Linked DNA regions of Homo sapiens: region 2 is linked to region 1. Evidence: chromatin contacts called from ENCODE Hi-C or POLR2A ChIA-PET data. All regions are on one chromosome and are shown on one strand. Each heading gives the region's core, a stretch centred on a gene start or an enhancer-like site at or near the end of the contact. The rest is flanking DNA. Distances are from core to core; before and after follow the strand shown. Region 1 holds the start of LUC7L (LUC7 like). Region 2 holds the start of ARHGDIG (Rho GDP dissociation inhibitor gamma).

Region 1 (3,588 bases), core at 486-2,985:
GGAGGCGGCGGGGGCGGCGAAGAAACCTGCAACTTCTCAGGGTCGGCCATGGGGAAGGGCTGGCACCGCGGAATCCGACCCGAGCAGCCCAACGGACACCCTATTTATTTATTTTAAATAGAGAGCAGGGGCCTGGCGTTCTGGCTCACAGCTGTAATCCGAGGACTTTGGGAGGCTGAGGTGGGCGGATCACCTGAGGTTAGGAGTTTAAGACCAGCCTGGCCAACATGGCGGAACCCCGTCTCTGCAAAAGTACAAAAAAAAAGTTAGTCGGGAATGATGGCGGGTGCCTGTAATCCCAGCTACTGGGGAGACTGAGACAAGAGAATCGCTTGAACCCAGGAGTCAGAGGATGCAGGAAGCCGAGATCGCGCCACTGCACTCCAGGCTGGGCGACAGAGGGAGACTCCGTCTCAAAAATAAATAAAATACGGCAGGGCGCGGTGGCTCACGCCTGTAATCTCAGCACTTTGGGAGGCCGAGGCAGGCAGATCACAAGGTCAGAAGTTCAAGACCAGCCTGGCCAATACGGTACAACACCGTGTCTACCGAAAATACAAAAATCAGCTGGGCATGGTGGCTGGCTACTTGAGGTCAAGACTTTGAGACCAGCCTGGCCAGCATGGTGAAACCCCGTCTCTACTTAACATTCAAAAATTAGCCGGAGGGGGTGGCGGGCGCCTGAAATTCCAGCTACTGGGGAGACTGAGGCAGGAGAATCGCTTCAACCCGGGAGGCGGAGCTTACAGTGAGCCGAGATCGCGCCACAGCATTCCAGCCTGGGTGACAGAGCAAGACTCCGTCTCAAAAAAAAAATAAACAAATAAAAAATAAAGACCGGGCGTGGTGGCTCATGCCTGTAATCCCAGCACTTTGGGAGGTTGAGGCAGGAGAATCGCTTGAACCCAGGAGGCGGAGGTTGCGGAGAGCCAAGATCGCGCCATTGCACTCTAGCCTGGGCGAAACTCCGTCTCAAAAATAAATAAATAAATAATAGAGGTTTAATATAATAGAAGTATATGCCAGACTATGCACACATAAGTGCATGCTATAATTCTATTATCACATAAAATAACTGCTTACATATGCCTTTTCTTTAGTCCCTGGGACAGTAGACCATGAGCTCACAAAAGGACGACCACGAGGTTGTAATCATAGAACCTAATATTAATGCCATGACTGATGGCCAAACGTGGTGGTTCACACCAGTAATCCCAATACTTTGCCGGGCTGAGGCGGGAGGATAAGGAGCCGGGGAGGTCGAGGCTGCAGTGAGCGGTAATCGCGCCACTGCATTCCAGCCTGGGCGACGGAGCAAGACCCTCGCTCTAAATAAATAAATAAATAAATAAATAAAATTCCATGCTTTATTTAACTTTCACAAAAATCATATGAGGGGCACCTTTAGAACCCTCATTTCACAGATTTAAAAAAACGAGCGTCGGGGAGCTAAATAATATGCTCACGGTTTCATGGCTAGCTTAGAAAAAGCACGGATTCATCTTGTTTTTGATTGACTGTATTTCATTTTATTGTAGTTTACCCTCCGTAGAGACTCGTTTGAGGTCCTGGGGGTCTAGAGTAAAATCAGGGTTGGGATTTTGGTTCCGCCGTTGGACAACTTGCGACCACTCAGAGCCTCAGCCTCCCTAAGCACCCACCCCAGAAACTACATTTCCCAGCAGGGCGTGCGCCGGCGCCGTCGTACTTCCTCCCGGCGTCCCCCGCGGCGGGAAAGAGCCGAGTGGGCTCGAGGCCGACGCGACCATCGTTTGTCGACGCCGCTGCCACCGCCTGCCTGAGAGAAGTCGTCGCGGCCGACCCCGTCGCCTCCGCCGGCTACCATGTCCGCCCAGGCGCAGATGCGGGCCCTGCTGGACCAGCTCATGGGCACGGCTCGGGACGGTGAGTCAGAGCGGCCAACCAGGCGAGGGTCTGGGGTGGGAGTGAGGCGAGGCCGCCGGGCGGCCTGAGGCGGGGGCCGCGATCGTCTGCGCCTGCGCCTGCGCGGGGCATCGCTCCTCCTCCCCCGCGCTCCGACCGCAGGCGCCGGGCCTTTGTCTAAGCCGGTGCGTCTCTGAGGCGGCCGTGGGTCCAGGTCGGGCTCCTCTCTCGGAGTCTGCGCCATGGATGGGGCTTCAGCCTCCTTCCTATGTACCGTCCTGCTACTTCCTCCCCGGCGGGCGCCGCGGCTCCGTGCCCCTCCGCGAACTGTGGAGTCGGCGGAGGGCTGGAATCAGCGTGGGCTCCAGGTCGCTGGCAGCCGGGTGGCAGAACTCTTCCGAGGCTCCTTGGGAAGAAGCTACACCCGAGGGAGCCGGATGGGCCTCGAAAACCTGGCCCGCTCTGGTTCTGTACCATTGCAAGGGGAACCGTAAACTGAGCTTTTCTAACGTGGGTTTCTGCCAAGTACTTTTCCAGCTGCCCCCTTCCCCCCAGCACACAGGAGAGCCTCTGTGTAGCCAGCGCTTGACAGTCGTTAGGTAGGTTGTACTGTGTAGGGAGGAGCTCAAGATCATGATGGTTGTCACAGGAGAAAGCGGTTGCATCTTTGCAAAACTATATACCTGCTGTGGTTTGTGTTTTCTTTTCTGCTGAGTAATGAAGTTGTAAGTTCACACTGGCACATTCTCAGGGCTGTGCAGATTATTTGCACTTTATTTCATAGGTGAATAAGTGCTTTTTAGCTTTCTTTGTATATTGAGTTGCTTTTGAATTGCTTCCCATATTTTTATTTCATACAAACTGAACAATTGTGGCCCCTCTATTTTATTTATAAAGGTTCAGTGTATCTTTGCCTGCCTACATCAATCTGCAAGGGAGTTGCAGAAAGCCTCATGTTCATCGAGCCGTGAGTCACAACCAATTTCTAAGCTGTTATAACAAAAAAGTGTTTGCTTTTTTTCACAAGTAACTTTAAAAGTGTAGTTTAGAAAGAAAACATTTTCAATAAAAAGACACTACATTAATCCTGGATGCTTGCAAATCCTAAAATATATTCCTCCTCTAGCGTTGCACAGCTCTGTGTTGTATACACAGACTAGCTTTAAAATTTGTCACATACCACTTTACCTTTACTTTTATGTATCATTCCCCCGACTTCCTTACTGCAGGTGTGGGCAAGAAAACTTTTCCTTTAACACTTTTCAACAGCGGGCATAAAATTCTGCAGCTGAGGTCTTGAAGAATGCAGATGGGTACAGTATGTGTTGGAGCTCACAGTGTGTATTGACTAACCTAGTTCCTTTTTTGCTTTTTTTGGTATTGTCTTGTTAAAAGTGACTCCCAGGTAGCAACTCTCTTTTTTAAGGGTGGGAACGAAAGGGACGTAGGAAGAATAGATCTAGATTATTTAACAGTCTTCGATAGAGTTTGAAAGCTTTCTTCTTCATTCAATTTTGGGCAAAATACTGCCTCTGCATTTGTTCATAACAAAAAGATTAGATTAATAAGTAGCTTTTGTTGGTGGAAATTACCAGCTCTATAAGTCACCCTTGGTGGTTCATGGACCTCTGATTAGCTTGGGTTTTGCAGTCTCATTGCCACATGTATATGTGGAGCCAATGGCCTTTTGGTGCTCAGCTGTTT
Region 2 (3,588 bases), core at 599-3,098, 51 kb before region 1:
TGGGGGCCAGGCCTCTGGCTGTTGCCCCCACCCCCATCCCCTCCGCCCATTGCCCCGGCTCTCACCTTGAAGGAGATCTTCACTCTGTAATCAACACCTTCCTTCAGGACAAACACCTGGTCCTTCAGAACAGCCAGGTCCCCTATTGGGGAAACCTCAGCTAGGGTCGGAACTCCCCTACAGGCTGAGACCTGCTCCAGGAGCCCCCACGTAGGGTGTGGTACCCATGAGGTGTGCGACTGTGATGGCCCAGGGCTCGGAACTCAGGGGTGCAGAAGCGTGCCTGGGAGGGCCCTACCTGTGTTCAGGGTGCAGCATCCTGCGAGTTACCTGTGAGATCCATGACGACGGGCCCCGGAGCCTGTTCCGACAGGAGTGTCAGCCTGGTCACCTGCACATTGGGCAGGCTTGGGTCTGAGGAGAAACTGGAAGTCTGCAGGATGCCCCCCACCCCCACCAGGCTCCTCACCAGCCCCCCAGACCCAGCCCTCCAAGCCTAGACCCCTGCCATACCCACGGCCGGTGGCAGGGGCCCCAGCAGCACCCGCTTGTACTTGGCCAGGCTCCTGTCGTCCGGGTCCAGCTGCCGGATCTCCAAGAGGCTCTTCCTCCCCGGCGCCCGGTACTCGGGCACAGCCTCATCCAACACCTCGTCCACTGCCGGCGGCCCACCCTCCTTGTCAGCCAGGAGGACTGGGGGTGGGGAGGGGCGTGAGCAGCAGCCACTAGCGGACCCTGGCATTCGAGCACCAGGCTGGAGCCCCCTCTGGCCAGCTGTACCTCCCACTATCCAAAGGGACTCAAGGGAAGCCTCTGGGGGCTCAGGGAGAGAGCGAGCAGAGAGAGCAGGGCGGCCTGGGGAGGTGCCGCACCGCACCCAGACCTTCAGGAGGGGCCTCCAGAGACCGCCAGGCCTGCAGCTCCTCTGGCCCAGATGTCCACAAGGGCCCCCTCCCTGACTCGGAGACCAAAGGGCGGGGGAGCGAAGACTTCAGATGAGGGCAGCCCAGGGTCAGGGGCTACCTGCTAGAGAGCAGCGGCCCTCGGCGGCCCCCAAACCTACTGACCCTCTAGGGCCCTCGGCGGCCCCCAAACCTACTGACCCTCTAGGGCCCTCGGCGGCCCCCCAAGCCTACTGACCCTCTAGGGCCCTCCACCACCCTGCTCTGGACTGGGGTCTCTGAACACTTTCCCACAGTCTAGGAGTTCCTCCCCATGGTGCTCGGGTGCCGGGGGCGGCTGTCTCCAAATCCCTGGGCTCAGGCTCTGCGCCGCCTCCCATGGCGCCCCGGGCTGGTGGCCTCCTGAAGCCCCTCTCCCTGGTGCCCTGGGCAGGGGTTTCTGAGTCCCTGCCCACTTCGCTCCCGTCTTCTCGGGGATCACCACACGCCCTACAGAGCCTGAGCCCCAGCCCCAGCCCCACCCAAGACAGAGGGGCTCCAGGCGGCGGTGTCCAGGGGGAGAGGGTCCCAGCGCCGCCGCTTCCCAAGCCGACCCGTCCGCACCTGGTCCCTTCCCCACAGGGCTGGAGCCTGGATGAAGTCCCCCACCCCTGCCAGACCCCAGCCGGGGGGTCGGCGCCGCGAGGTCCCCATGCGCGCCCCCAAAGTTGCCGCGGGGGAGGGGCTACTCCCCGCCCGGGGCTGAGACCAGCCGAGCCCCCCGCCCCTGCCCGGCCCGCTCACCTCGGGCGCACAGCGCCAGCCGGAGCAGCTCCAGCAGCTGCGCCCCCAGCTCGCACGCGTCCAGGCCCAGCATGGCGGCGCGCGGCCCGGGCGCCGCGGAGCCGCCGAGGAGCCGCCGCCCGCCCCGCCGCCGCCCCGCTCGGCGCTCAGCCCCGGCGCGACTGCGGTGAGCTCATCCCGGCCGGGAGCGCCCCCCGCGCCCAGCCGCGCCCGGCAGAGAGCCCCCAGCCGCTCCGGACCCCGCGCAGCCCCGCAGAGACGCGCGTGTCGCCCGCACGGGCCGGCACCCGGGTCGCCCCCGCCGGCGTGCCAGGACCCCGCACAGAAGCGCCCGGACGCGGACGCACGCAGCCGCGGTCACGATCCCCGCCGCCCGCCCGGCCCGTGCCCGGCTCTGGCCAGCAGGGCTGCCCCACCCCCACGGCGCGGCGGGAGCCCGAGGGGGTCTCCTGGGAAACCCTCTGCGGGGCGCCGTGGCGCAGGTGCGCCCCCATCCCCAGGGTCTCATTATCCGCGGCCACACCTGGGGCCGGACCGCGCGCCCCCTTCCCCTCCCCCGCTCCTGAGGGAGCTTCTGTCTGGGCCGAGGGGGACTCCGGGGGCCTGCCCAGCCTTGGGGTGAGGGGCTGGCCCAACACCCTACAGGTTCACGGTCATCAGTAGGGCGGGACCACAGTGGGCGCGGGTCGCACGCACACCCAGGAGGCAACAAGGGCCCCTCAAAGGCTTAGCGACCTGGCTGCGCTGTGTGAGTTCCCAAGAGGGGGTGTCCCTGCAGGGCTCTTGGAAACCCAGTTACCGAGCCCCCTGTCCTCAGGGAGAGGACACTGACAAGGGGGCGGAGTACAGAGACCGGAGCACAGAGGGGGCTTCTGATATTGACACCTAAACTGAGACCTGTGGGTGGGTGGGGGGGATGGGACCCGGCAGGGGACAGGGGTGAGCAGGCCCTGGCTGGGACAGCTGGACCAAAGGCCTGCGTCTGGATAAGGGAGAAGGGGTCCGAACACCAGCCTGAGTCCCTTTCTTAGACACCCCTGGCCGGTTCCAGGGACACCAGAAATTAGACCCGCCCTTGCCAAAGAGCTCCTCAATTGAGAGAAGACCACCTTGGGTGCTAGGGGGCATTGGGGTTTGGGTGGGGACTGTCTCCCTTGCCCCCCAACTGCCCACAACCTTTCCAGGGCAGGATCCTATGAACTTGTGCCCAGGCCCCCCTAGAGCGCCACCTCTGCTGACCCTTCGCTGCAGGGAGCGGGGGCTGTTAGGACACTTGTCCCCAGGCCCACAGCTCCAGCTCCTGCAGCTGTTACCAGATAGAAGGTCTTGGAGGTGAGTTGTCCAGGTTCTTGGTGGGTTGAACAAAGAATTGAACAAAACGCACAAAGTAACAAAAGAACAACGAAACACAAGGAAACAAAACTGAGTCAGAAGAACGGAGTAAGGAAAGCACAGATTTAACGGAAGGCAATTCACAGAGTGGGAGTGGGCTGGAGCAAGTAGCTCCAGAGCCTCTGTAATTAGGATTTTTATTAAGCAAAGAAACCTGACCACAGCCCTTGTGCCCTTTAGAGGCCTCCAATTGGCTACACCCTATGAAGGATTGGCCCGAGACCAATCAGAGGTGAAGTGGAAATTTCTGTCTTGTTATCACAGCAGCCAGGATGTGGCTTGTGAGCTGCCCAATCCTGCCTAGAACTGGCTGCACCTGCTGTTCCGTTTCTTATGCCCAACCCTTGGCTACCCTCATTCCCTATTCTGCCTCACAGCTACCATGGGTGCCCACCCCTGCAGACAGGGCAGCCAGACCTGGGCCACCTCACCCCACCTGGGTGTGGGGCATGGGAGGGCTCACTGGGATCCAAGCGAGATGGTACCCTGGAGTAAGAGACCCCACAAGCCC

What was found. Hi-C counts contacts between places; a loop is a spot of excess contacts on that map. ChIA-PET counts read pairs that join two places held with the same protein, here RNA polymerase II (POLR2A). Pooled maps may share reads with other maps.
Region 2: a loop to region 1 is called in a map of pancreas, with 6 times the contacts of the local background. The contact joins the promoter of ARHGDIG here to the promoter of LUC7L in region 1. A Hi-C loop is called at or near these places in 2 of 168 maps with a recorded cell type or tissue (HepG2 and pancreas), 4 of 37 single-sample maps with no recorded cell type and 11 of 50 pooled maps. POLR2A ChIA-PET finds 5 or more read pairs at or near these places in 18 of 52 experiments (A549, AG04450, Caco-2 and 13 more).

The regions. Positions count from the first base shown.
Region 1 is chr16:227,596-231,183 of GRCh38, reverse strand. It overlaps LUC7L (LUC7 like), which reads left to right and starts at 1,735. Exons shown (of 10, transcript NM_201412.3): 1 at 1,735-1,905. The coding sequence starts at 1,845. It also overlaps the pseudogene C4orf46P1. RefSeq lists an enhancer at 1,363-2,059 and a silencer at 1,892-2,121.
Region 2 is chr16:278,851-282,438 of GRCh38, reverse strand. ARHGDIG (Rho GDP dissociation inhibitor gamma) reads right to left here and starts at 1,848. Exons shown (of 6, transcript NM_001176.4): 1 at 1,686-1,848; 2 at 514-693; 3 at 331-414; 4 at 66-142. The coding sequence starts at 1,758. RefSeq lists an enhancer at 950-1,707.